Linked DNA regions of Homo sapiens: region 2 is linked to region 1. A link is a contact called in ENCODE Hi-C or POLR2A ChIA-PET data. All regions are on one chromosome and are shown on one strand. Each heading gives the region's core, a stretch centred on a gene start or an enhancer-like site at or near the end of the contact. The rest is flanking DNA. Distances are from core to core; before and after follow the strand shown. Region 1 overlaps PRDM15 (PR/SET domain 15). Region 2 has its middle 4.3 kb from the start of UMODL1.

Region 1 (6,406 bases), core at 2,079-4,578:
GAGCCCCACAGACCCTCCTGCATGCTGCCTGGGGATGAACATTCCTTAGTTCATGAAGGCATATATTGCACAAAACAAATTCCAGCCCTGTCCTCAAAAGTCTGCTGTTTGGAGTGAAGTGCTGAGAAAGTTGCGTTTTGAAAAACACAATCATCCTTTGTTCTGCTGGCAACATCAGGACTGCTCCTGATCAATTACTCAGCCATGCCAGTGTTTCCTCAAGATGGACTCCCAGTGAGTGCAGGATCTGGGATAACTGGCAAAGCAGGACACCTTAAGGCAGGTTTGTCCTCTCACTGTGGCCACAAACAGAGTACCAGGAAAGTTAAGAGCAAACTTCTCCCCACACCTCTCAGTGTTTCTTGTCGTGGGCAGCAGGAGGGCTGGGTGCCTCCCCCAACCCTGGCCCCTGCCCCCGAAACTGGTACACAGACGTGACAGCACGTGTCCCCGCACACGCAGACCTGGCTGTTCACCGCACATTCAGTTTTAGGGGCAATTAATGCTTCTATTAGTGAACTAACCTCTCTGCTTTCATTACCACCTGGCAGGAAATAGCATTTTCTCTGTGTTTCAGAAATACCTACACTTTTCCATTGTAAAGAGCCAAACTCATTCAATATTTTTATAGAAAACTGGTCATGAAATACACCAACCTTTGGAATTGAAGTTTAAACAGAAGGAAAATATGACTTTTCCCCCGTTTCTTCCACTCGGGATTCTGGCTGGGCTTCAGCCAGAATGGATACATTTGGATTGCAGAGAATCCTGAGACAACCCGGAGGAGCCCCTGGGGGCAGCAGGGAGGCTCACTCCTCACACACAGCCGCGCGACCCTCTGCATCTGGGCAGCTGTGAAGGGTGGACAGGGACAGATGGTCCTACAGTGCACATGACTTTATCATGTTAACATAAAACTAAAACACAATATTGGCCATAACAGTCTTGAACACATAATGTATGTTTGAAATAAAGTTAAAAAAAAAAAAGGAAAAAAACTCTATTGGAAATCGATTCATGGATATTACTAAGATGCGTTTTGAGCTGGAGTCAGTGACCTCACGTGACCCCTTGCACATGATGACCGTGATGACCTCGAAGGTTGCAGGATCAGGTGCGGCTCAGCACGCCTCATGGTTTCAGCCCATAGTTGTATAAGAACCGACTCCACTCCTAGTTCAAAGAGAATACACGTTACTTTAACTTCTATGTGCTCGCTTGCAAAAAAATCCAGAAGTGAGGAGAAAATGTTCCCTGCTGCCTGCTGCCACCTGTGAATACTGTCTGTGTTCTCATAGGAACCGAGCTCTAAAAGAAAAAAGAAAATGAACCATTTGTGTTCCTAATAACTTATCTCCTGCCTCTTAAAATCCTGCTTCTCTCTCAGCTTCACTTTCCCGAACCCTGTGTCGGGCGAACACTGGTTCTGTAAGGGGAGGCAGATGCGGCCCCGGCCCAGGACTTACTGCCTTGGTAAGGCATGGTGTGGAGCCCCATCCAGTTTAAAACTCTGGCCTGCCAGAGGTCCCTTCTAGAGTTAAGCTGACAGACCGTAATGGTTGCTGGCGGGGGATCTGGAGATACTCTGCAAAGCTAAGTCAACCTTACATTGCAATGTATGACTTTTTGTTTGTTTGGTATCCAGCAAACACATCTAAACAAATCCCAAACATCCCTCTGCAGTTCTTGCCCCGAGTCTCCCGGAACGCAGCTCAGTAGCTGTACATCTGCTGCTGCTGCTGCTCCGCCTGCACCTGGGGCTGGGCCGCCTGCTGTGGGGGTGCCTGCGGCTGCGAGGGTGGCAAGACGTCAGTCTGGGGCACTGCCCGCCACGTGAGCGGGTGCTGGTCACTAAGCTGGCTCCCCAGGGGCGTGATGGAGTTGACCAGGGTCGTCAGGTTGATGAAATGGGCCACAGACTGTGGGTTCGAGGCTTCCGGCTGGGGGTGGATCTGGACGTCATTTTGGCGGTTGTGCAACATGGCAGAGCCGCTGACGGTATCAAAGGTCACGGTCAGGATTGAGTTGTCCAGCTGTAACTGGCGTTCAGGGGTGGTAAGGTGCCCCACGGCCACCGGCTGGAGATTGGTAAACTGAGTCGCGGCCGCAGTGGTGATGGGGGTCACGGTGATGTTGGTTAAGCCGACTGAGCTCGATGGTGTGGTCACATTTGGGTCACCCAGGGTCACCACTACCTGGAAGATTCACACACAACAAAAATCCGTTCATTTTTGCAAAATGGGGAACGCAAGGACCTCCCCAGGATGCGCTCTGTGTTACCACACCAAAGAAGCACGACATTCTTTGGTGAAAGAGGAAACCGAGTTAATTTTGTTCTGGAAAAATTCCAGCGAGAAACAAAAACAAGAAACAGACACAATCATGAAAGCAATGAGAAGGAACTAAGAAACAAATTAATTTCACTGGCTAGAAAAAAATAGAAAAAAGTAAGCACGAAAAAGACGGAAAACAGATGCTTCCTTTTCTATCCATTCCTCTGAAGTGCCCTGCTGTTGGTAAATGAAAATCCCACCACAAAGCTACAAAGAGCAATAAAGGTATTTGCAGTACCAATCGCTAATAAGAGAAAGCATTCTCTTTCATGGAGAGGGATGAAAGGCCAAATAAATGAGGAACTTTTGCAGTCAAGATTACCATCCCCCAAAACAAGAGAGAGAAGTGCAGTATTAGACACAGACTGATCAAACACTCAGAGGCTTCAAAAGCAAAAGTGACGAAGGCTGAGCAAGACAGAAGGTTCCACTCGAGAAAGTGGGATTGTGGGATTGTCTTCACCTTCCAGACTGAGGGATCCTTGCTCTCCGGCTAGTCAGCAAATGCACAGGGCTGAGCTTTCACCATAAGGGCACTTGGGTAGGCCACCCGTGACCTCCCCAAACTGCAAACAGCCTACCTAATTGCCACCCGGGCAGGGATATCTCTCTTCAACATGCTAGAATATATGTTGCTACTAACAATGACAAGCATGATTTGTAGGTCAGAACTCAGAAATGCTTACATGAAACATGCTTAAGTGAAAAACAGAATGTCTGCTGCCTTCAACCACATGAAGTCCACATGTACACTGTGTATAGTAAAAAGAGATGGAGTCACACACACGTAAGGCTCTCATGCTTAGGGAAAGTGACCGGCACCTAATCAGAACATAAAGCAGCAAACTGACCTGCTGAATGCTCTGTACTGCGGAATTGGTCTCGTCGCCTACACTGCCTGTGAACTCCGTCTCTTTCTCTGAGTATTCGCTGAAGGTGGCGTCCTCGGGCACCGGAGCACCCGCCTCCTCTTCTGGCTTCTGCTTTCTCTTGTGACTTCGCTTGGCAGCTTTCCCGTGCTTCCCTTCGGCCAAATCCTCCTGCTCCAGAGTCAGCTCAGGCTGCAGAAAAATCGGTTTCAGCCGAGAACCAGGTTAGTCGGTCACGTCAGGCAGCGGCCAGGGCAGCCCCAGCACTGCCCTGGACACACTCTCCAATCAGTGGGGACGCTTGTGGGCCACCGAGCTGCCACAAGAAACAGTGACCACAGCTGGGTCTTGTATTTCTAAGGATCGGGGCAAGTTCCTTTAGTTGCAGATTTAAAAAAAAAATACATGCAAGTCATATTTTTAAAAGTTGTATTTTATGCTAAAATGTAAACACTTCTTAGAAACTTAACGTTTTAAGCCACTGGGTATTTCCAAAGGGAAATGTTTCTGCCCGGGTGAGCTGCTAGAGCAAGGCTGAAAATGCTTTCAAATCAGGGCTCTCTCTTCCCCAGGGCTGAGACGAATCCACCATAAAAAACAATTTTGAATTAAAACAGATTTGACCACAAAACCTGCAGGGACAGGGAACGAGGGCCCAGCTGCAGTGGTGAGCCCAGTGGGCCCCTCCCCGCACGATTCCCTGCAAGTGTCCAGGACACTGCTGGGCTGTGACCACATCCTCTGAACCGGGCCGGCTCACCAGGCTCGCTCAGGCTCACAGAGGCCGCGGGGCAGTGGTGGCCGGTGAGTGGTCACCTGCCACTCCTCTTGGGCTTCCTGTGCCATTCCACACAACCTGATCCTAACCCAGTGGCAGACAGACCCAGCGTGGGCCTACACCGCTGTCATGGTGGGACGACCCGTCCCCCCCATGCCTGTGACTTGCCAAGGGTAGAAATGGCCTGTGGGTTCTGGGGCTGGGGCTGGAGCCGCCGTACGTCACTCAGCCGGACCCAGTGCCCTTCATGAAGACTGCACTCTAAAGCGCTGTTTCAGAACGAGAGGCATACATGTGATCTTAGACCACTGAGAGCATGGCACGTTCTCTTTGAAATAAAAAAAAATTTTGCTAACTGAAAGTTTAGTATTAACTAAAAATTTCTTTAAAAACTAAGTTCATCTAATTGGTATGTTTAAACTTATTTTGCTTAGAACATTTTAATGATTGTTCTGATTTTTTTTTTTTTTTTTTTCAGACACAGTCTCGCTCTGTTGCCTGGGCTGGAGCGCAGTGGCACAATCTCGGCTCATTGCAACCTCCGCCCCTGGGTTCAAGCAATTCTCCTGCCTCAGCCTCCTGAGTAGCTGGGATTACAGGCGTGCACTACCACATTTGGCTAATTTTTGTACTTTTAGTAGAGACAGGGTTTTGCCACGTTGGCCAGGCTGGTCTTGAACTCCTGACCTCAAGTGATCTGCCCGCCTTGGCCTCCCAAATTGCTGGGATTACAGGCGTGAGCCACCGCGCCCAGCCAATTGTTCTAATTTCTATTTTTTTCTGGAAAACATCTGTTTTCCAAAGTGAGATACACCAGTATTCAACAAACTGAGGTCACAGAAACTACAGAAACGAGGAGATGATCTAAGAGGTTCTGAGGGGAAGAGAAGCCAAGAAAACAGGGTAACCTGGCCACAGGCTTGCCCAGAGCTGCTCCCTCCCGGCCTGTCCAAGCCCCTCTGGTCCCTTCTGCAGGTGTCCACTTACCCCAAAGTTTCTGAGCCCCTGGGGCCCCATGCTGCTCACCTGGACGATGCCAATGGAGGAGGCGTCGATGGTGGTGGTCTCCGGGAGGTGGTCCAGGTCATCGATCCTCACCGCGAGCACCTATGAGGAGCACAGGGCATGAGCTGGGGGTCAGGGTGCTGCTGATGCAGGTGGGAACCCAGAAGCCACACACGCCTTGGGACCACCTCCACCACTCCTGCCCTTCCCTCCCAGGCATCCCCCGCACTTCCCAGTCTCCTCTGTTCAGCTCTGACTTTGAAACTCTGTGTCCAGAAGCCCAGGGCTTATCCTCACCCCTTATTTCATGCTCCCACAATGGTCTTGCCCCTGTATCATCTCACGTCCACTCCCCCAGTGGGGAGACTATGTCCTCCCTTTTTGGCCCCCCACCAAAGGGGTGAGGTTTCAGTGGCGCTTCTGTTATTTCCAAGGGAGACCACAGCAAGGTAAAGATACAGTAGAGTAAACTTGTTCTATGAGCAATCACCAAAAATGAGACATTTGTGCCTTACACATCGTACTTTTCAGTTGAATCCATACACAAGTGCTTTCATTTGTTGGTTTTGTGATGAAGTGACGCCCTGCCCCTACCTTCCCTCCAATGGCCCCACTGAACGGGGTCCTCAGCACGCCCCATGTGTCCACAGGGGCCCTCCCACCAGCTCAGTGCGTCCTGCCCAAAAGTGAGTGACCTTCACCGCCCACACCCTGCTTACAGCAGTTGCGTTTGTTCCTGTGATGACCTAATTAGATCATAAGAAAGACAACGGACAACGAGTACAGAGACAGCCGAACGTGATAAAGGGGAGGGGCTGCAAAACAAAATTAGCAAGAGTCTGCCTGTAAGGGTGCTTCACCCAAACAGCTTTGCAAACATCTTTAAATTTCTGATCAACTAAAGGAAGTTAAAATGAAAAAGCAGACTATGCTTTGTGGATGTAACTCATTTAAAAAAGGAGAGAAGTGCATCATTAAATTTACATTCCATGACTAGGTCTGGGCCCCTTCCTGGAAAAGATGGCAAACAAAGGCTGGTCTGTAAGTGTTTTAAGTTAACATAAATCCTGCAATGGCTTTGAAGACTCCAGTGTAACTCTCATTGACACTGAGCACAGATCTATACTGTGACACTCGCAAAGGACCCTGAGCAAAAGCAACCAGACTGCTGTGGACGCACTCTCTACCGTCACCACCATCACCACCATAAGCACCACCACCACCATCATCATTACCACCTCTATCATCAGTATCATCACCATCAACACCAACACCACCACCACCAACACAACCACCTCCATCACCATTACCAACACCATCACCACCAACACAACCACCTCCATCACCATTAACAACACCATCACCACCCCCTCCATCACTATCATTACCCTCATCACCACCAACACTGTCACCACCATCAT
Region 2 (6,088 bases), core at 1,428-3,927, 260 kb after region 1:
TCGTACATTAGGATGTGTGTCAATCTGAAATAACCTGGCCGTTATATGGATGCCTTGGGGCTTGGGGGGTTTCTGGCAGTCTGTCGAGCCCGAGGTGAATGTCCCCAAGGCTGCTGGTGAATCAGATCCCTGGCGTTCTCCGTTGGCAGTTCAGCCCAACAGTTTCTCTGCCGGCCGTGCCTCTGCAGGTCCCTCCTCTGATCTGATTGGATTAATATTTGAATCAATAGACTGAGTCAAGCAGAATGTGGGTGGGCCTCATGCAATCAGCTGAAGCCCTGAAAAGAGCAAAAGGGCTGCCCCTTCCCCCGAGGAGGAGAGAACCCCTCCTGCCGGACGGCCTCCGAACTGGAACATCAGCTTTTTGCTGCCTTTGGACTTGAACTGAAACATTACCTCTCCCTGGGTCTTGAGTCTGCCTACGTTGGCACGGGAACTACACGTTGGCTCTCTTGGGCCCCAGCTTGCTGACTCACCTTGCAGGTGGTGGTGGACTTGTCAGCTCCGTAACTGTGTGAGCCAATTTCAATTTCTTAGAATCACAAATTTCTTTCTTTCTTTTCTTTTTTTCTTTTGAGACAGAGTTTCGCTTTAGTTGCCCAGGCTGGAGTGCAAAGGTGTGATCTCGGCGCACTGCAACCTCTGCCTCCAGGTTCAAGCGATTCCCCTGCCTAAGCCTCCTGAGTAGCTGGGACTGCAGGCGCCCAACACCACACCTGGCTAATTTTTGTATTTTTAGTAGAGATGGGTTTTTGCCATGTTGGCCAGACTGGTCTCTAACTCCTGACCTCAGGTGATCTGCCCGCCTCAGCCTCCCAAAGTGCTGGGATTACAGGCGTGCACCAACATGCCCGGCCCACAAATTTCTTTCTTTTCTTTTCTTTTTTTAAAATCAGTTTTCTGTTTCTCTGGAGAATCCTGACAAAGAGCGCATATCTGAGAATTTTAAAATCATTTATTGGAACTATTGAATCTGTTGTATTCTGTTTTTACTTTTGAAAATCCTTGCGGCTGGGGGAATGTACACCTTCTCTCTTTTCCTCTTAAACATTAAAGCCTGATTCGAGGTAGAGGCAACTCACTGTTGTGATGTCCTTTTATCCCAACCTCAGCCCCGGCAGAAAGACTCCGCGCCTTGGGACATTGGTGTTTTCCAGGAGTGACTGTGCTGGGGCAGCTGCCTGTTGCGATGAGGGCTGGCGGGGAACGATCCCCTCTGAGTTTGGCGTCACTTATTTGGAACCCTCCAGCAGAAAGCTTTCTAAGATGCCACACTATAAACTCATTCATGCAGTTATTGCGTTTCAGTTCAGATTCTATTGCTCTTGCTTCATTATTTCAAAGCCACATGATGATATCCATTACTGGGTGCAGAATGGCCCTGATGGGTCTAGAAGCACCGTGGTCTGACCCGTCCTAAGAGATGATCCAGTCACGAAATGCTGGTGCAGGTGTGGATCGAGCCAGTTATCTTCACTATCTGGAAACAAGACCCTGAAGTCCAGGTGGCCAAGGACTGCACCAGATCTCTTTCTTTTTTTTTCTTTTTTTTTTTTTGAGGCGGAGTCTCGCTCTGTCACCCTGACTGGAGTACAGTGGCATGATCTTGGCTCACTGCAACCTCCGACTCCCTGGTTCAAGCGATTCTCCTGCCTCAGCCTCCCGAGTAGCTGGGATTACAGGCATGCACCCCCATGCCCAGATTTTGTATTTTTAGTGGAGAGGGGGTTTCACCATGTTGGCCAGGAGGGCCTCGATCTGCTGACCTTGTGATCTGGCCGCCTCAGCCTCCCAAAGTGTTGGGATTTCAGGAGTGAGCCACTGCACTCAGCCTGCACCAACTTTTACAGACAGGCTGGAGTCCTGTCTAGAAGTCAGGACACCAGGCCTGGCTGGCACCCTATTCTCCAGACCACGCTGCCCTCCGCAGCCAGGTCCCAGGACCCAGACATAGGTGGATTTTTGTTTCTGACTTGCATTCGCTCTTTTACATGAACCGTGAATTCTTTGTCCTAACGTTATTGTTAGGGCGACAGCATTCCTGATCGTGGTGCTAATGCGGTTATCAATAGGCTCCAAAGCTTATCCTTGATGCTCACGATCTCAGAGTTGGAAGAGGCCCTGGCAAGCACCCAGGCCAGTCTTCTCTGGTAAGTGCCCTATGCCCTTAAAACCACCTCAGGATTTCAAGGACAGAGACAAATTAAAAATAGAGGCTTAATTCTCCTGATTGAAAAGAAGGGAAGAGATTTTTCTCTCCTTTTTCTCTGAGCATTACTCTTTATTTATTTATTTATTTTTTGAGACGGAGTCTCGCTCTGTCGCCCAGGCTGGAGTGCGGTGGCGCAATCTCGGCTCACTGCAACCTCCACCTCCTGGGTTCAAGCAATTCTCCTGCCTCAGCCTTCCGAGTAGCTAGGATTACAGGTGTGTGTCACTATGCTTGGCTAATCTTTTTTGTATTTTTAGTAGAGGCAGGGTTTCACCATGTTGACCAGGCTGGTCTTGAACTCCTGACCTCAGGCGATCTGCCCAGCTCAGCCTCCCAAACTGTCTCCTGGCCTCTCTGGTTTCCTAGGGAGGCCAAAAGCCTAACTTAGTTGATCTTGCTCCAAGCTGCAAAACCACCTCCTGTCATGAAGATAGGAGTTCATTCTTCTTCTAGATACAGACAATTAACAAACACAGATGGTAACCCCAGTGACCAGGTGGTTCTGGGGTCAACGGTGTGTGACAAATGGCACTGTCAGGGCCTCTTCCTTAAGGACTAGTTATTGTTTATGTTGAAAACACGCATGCAGTTAGTTGTACCTGTTTGAGTCTTTAAAAGGATAAGATCCTTTCTTTGCAGTCTCTTAGCCATTGCTTGTGATGCATATCATCTTCTGGCTTAACGGTTATTCAATAATGAAACTTTTCTTTCTTTTCCACCTTTGTGGAGAGGTTTCCTGGGTTTAGAGCACACGTCTTTTTTCTTTCTTTTTTTTTTTTTTTGAGATGGAGTCTCGCTCTGTCCTCCAGGCTGGAGTGCAGTGGCGCGATCTTGGCTCACTGCAACCTCCGCCTCCTGGGTTCAAGCAATTCTCTGCCTCAGCCTCCCAAGTAGCTGAGATTATAGGCATGTGCCACCACACCTGGCTAATTTTTGTATTTTTAGTAGAGATGGAGTTTCACCATCTTGGCCAGGCTGGTCTTGAACTCCTGACTTCGTGATCCACCCCCCACCCCTCCCAAAGTGCTGGGATTACAGGCATGAGCCATTGTGCCTGGCCAGCACATTTTATTTTTAATTATATTTCCCCAGTAATGGCCTTACCTACATTTAATGACAATAAGTGATGGATACTTAAAATACACTCTAGTTCTAGAAGGCATTCCCATACATTAATTAATTTGGTTTTCATAAAATCAGGAGGCATTAAAACACCATTAAATTAGAAGGCATCACTATTCCCTTTTGGTAATTTCTCATTTAGGAAACCGAGGCACTGAATGGATAAATGCCACCCAGGGGACCCTGTCCAGCCGTTGGCAGAACGAGGACTGGACTGAGGGTATTTGGCTCCTAATCCAGGGCTTTCCCCAGGTTCCACTGTGAGGCATGCAGGGTCTGAAAACACACCGGCACGTGCGTGTCCACTGCCCCCCTGGCCTTAGCTATGCCTTTGCTGTGTTACGGAAGCACCTCTGAAGGCCTGGGCGCCTCTTCTGGGAGTTTCTCGTGTCTCTTCGCCTTCCGATCTGCTCTGGCCTTGCCACGAGAAAGCGACAGGCCCATGCTGCTCCTTGGGGCCTGGAGACAATGTCCCAACCCCAGGCCGCACCCTCGCTTTCCATCCAACCCGGCAACTGCTGCCCGTGGAGGGCCACAGTCTCCGAAGTGGAATGTGGAAAAGGAAAAGTCATTCGGGCTGTGATAAGAAAGCCGAGCTTCTTCAAAGGTAAACAGAAACAGAGACAAAGACGAGGGCACGTGTCTGTGTGAGTGAGGGAGAGAGAGATGGGGGAGGGGAGCAAAACAGAGGCGGCCCGGAGAACTCTCCAGAAGGGTCCGAAGGCTGCCACATGGAGGAGTGGCACTCACTGTCCAGTGTGAGGGTGGACCAGGCTTCTCGGATGTGGTCGTTCCAGCAGGAAGGCCAACCGTGATTCCATATCGTGAGGAATTTTCAGGCAGAGCCATCTGTCCACAAAAGGGGCCATCCCACTGGATTCGTGTCCTGGTGTTCAGGAGGACACGGTCCCGTCCTCAAGGTCGTGTGAGCACCTGAGTCACCCGGATGCCGGGGGGCCTATCCTCCAGTGCCTGAGTGAGAGAGGGGTGAGGCTGGGAGCCTGCATTTTCTATATGTTCCCTCCCCATGCAGGTGGTCCCCACACACACCCCGAGAAACAGGGTGTTAAGTCACCGCCGCTGTCAGAGAGCCACCTGGATGGGCTGGATGCTGGGCTGGATGACTCAAGGTCTCTTCCAAGTCCAAACCATTTTTTGGTTGCATGACTCTCCTCCCTAGCTCGTCCTCACATTCTCCATCACAACCAGCTTTCCCTGAAAATAAACCCAGCTGGCCACCCCTTGGAGATGAGGGCTTCTCCCACCCTGCCTCTTTCTGCCTGCACCTGCCCGGCAGCCGTTACCATGCATGCCCATATACATATGAGTGAATATGTGTACATGTGTTAGTGTGGGCATGTGTGAATGAGCATGCATGAGTGATGTGGCATATGAGTTTGTGTTTGTAAGTGTGTGTAAGTGTGAACGTGTGTCAGTATGTGTGTGGACTTGTGTGAGTGTGTCTGTATGTGTCGGTGCACATGTGAGTGTGGATGTGTCTGTGTTTATGCCCAGTGTGAGCGCATGTATGTGAGTGTGAGTGGGTGTGAATGCCTGGGCATGTGTGCCCTGAAAGCCAGCATGGCACACCAGTGGCCTCCATTGTCTCTCCAGCCCTTGGATGCTGTGTGGGGGATGCTGGCCTTTCTGCACAGAGGCCCTGAGCGAATTTGGGGCTCTCTGCTGGATGGACTGTGGAAGACACACCCCGGCATTGTTGGACACCAAGTGCTGGAGAATTCTCTCCCTGGTGGGTTACAGTATGGGGTTGTTTTTCTCCTCAGAGTGTTTACATGGACAGGGCAAATGTGAAAAATCCCTCCGGCCATCATGCAGGAAAATATGTATAAAGGATAACTGGAGAAAAATGCCTTCCATGGACAAAACACAGACAGAAACACACACACACACACACACACACACACACACACACACAAACAGCAGGGGTATCTTTCATTGTGCCTCAATAAAACAGAGGTTGAAGGAGACACCAAGCTAGAAACAGACTGTTAATTTTGGGATTTTTTTCTTTAATCATTTTAATATAAAGAGACAGCATGTTACAATGACATTTTATGGATGATTATAAATTATTATGAAGTCCTCAACTGGTAAAATGTCTTGATTTTGTTCCCCTGTCTTGGGGTCTGTGGTTAAATCATGACAGACCAGCAGTGGAGTGGAGTGTGAAGAACTGCGGCTTGAGGCTTAGACAAGCCTGGGTTTAATCTCTTGTTTACTGGCTGTGTGGCCTTTCTGAACCTGTTTTCTCACCTATATAATAGGGACAAAGGACCTATTTCATAGGGCAATCGTGAAGATGAGAGACAACAGTGCACCAGACGAATTTTGAGTTTTAACCTGTAATATTATCCCTGATTTACCTTGATATTTTATAGACATTCATACATTATAGTAGCAAACATTTTGAGATGATATATACAAGATAATACAAATTCATCTTGCATTTTAAAATGTTCAGATTTACTTAAATCATAATACTTTTTATTCTTTTAGTGTTAATAAAATTTCACTTCCTTGAGTATTATATAATAGCTTTAACATTTATTCTTTTCGTATGAAAACGTTTTTTAATGAGCCAATTCTGTGTGAAGCTTTTGGTTTTCTATAAAAGCTGCTGTGTTCCAAGGACACCCGTTGTACGCAGCCCCTTTGCTGTGAGATCATTTCCAGCCTCCTTTTTGTATTCTTGTCATGGCATCTGACATTTAGTCATTAGCCAAGCAAATGCAG

The links. A loop is a pair of places that touch in the nucleus more often than their neighbours do. ChIA-PET counts read pairs that join two places held with the same protein, here RNA polymerase II (POLR2A). Pooled maps may share reads with other maps.
Region 2: a loop to region 1 is called in a map of breast epithelium, with 28 times the contacts of the local background. The contact joins two enhancer-like sites. A Hi-C loop is called at or near these places in 1 of 168 maps with a recorded cell type or tissue (breast epithelium), 9 of 37 single-sample maps with no recorded cell type and 7 of 50 pooled maps. POLR2A ChIA-PET finds 5 or more read pairs at or near these places in 1 of 52 experiments (activated CD4-positive, alpha-beta T cell).

Annotation. Positions count from the first base shown.
Region 1 is chr21:41,799,528-41,805,933 of GRCh38, forward strand. It overlaps PRDM15 (PR/SET domain 15), which reads right to left. Exons shown (of 24, transcript NM_001040424.3): 22 at 5,007-5,087; 23 at 3,185-3,394; 24 at 1-2,195. The coding sequence ends at 1,713. Among named protein-coding and RNA genes, the nearest start is that of RIPK4, 36 kb to the left of the region's middle. Within about 2 kb of position 3,329, at least 7 of the 41 ENCODE cell types and tissues checked have a DNase peak (open chromatin) inside an H3K27ac peak, as active enhancers do.
Region 2 is chr21:42,063,999-42,070,086 of GRCh38, forward strand. It overlaps a transcript of UMODL1 not described here. Among named protein-coding and RNA genes, the nearest start is that of UMODL1, 4.3 kb to the right of the region's middle. RefSeq lists enhancers at 100-169, 3,353-3,907. Within about 2 kb of position 2,678, at least 2 of the 41 ENCODE cell types and tissues checked have a DNase peak (open chromatin) inside an H3K27ac peak, as active enhancers do.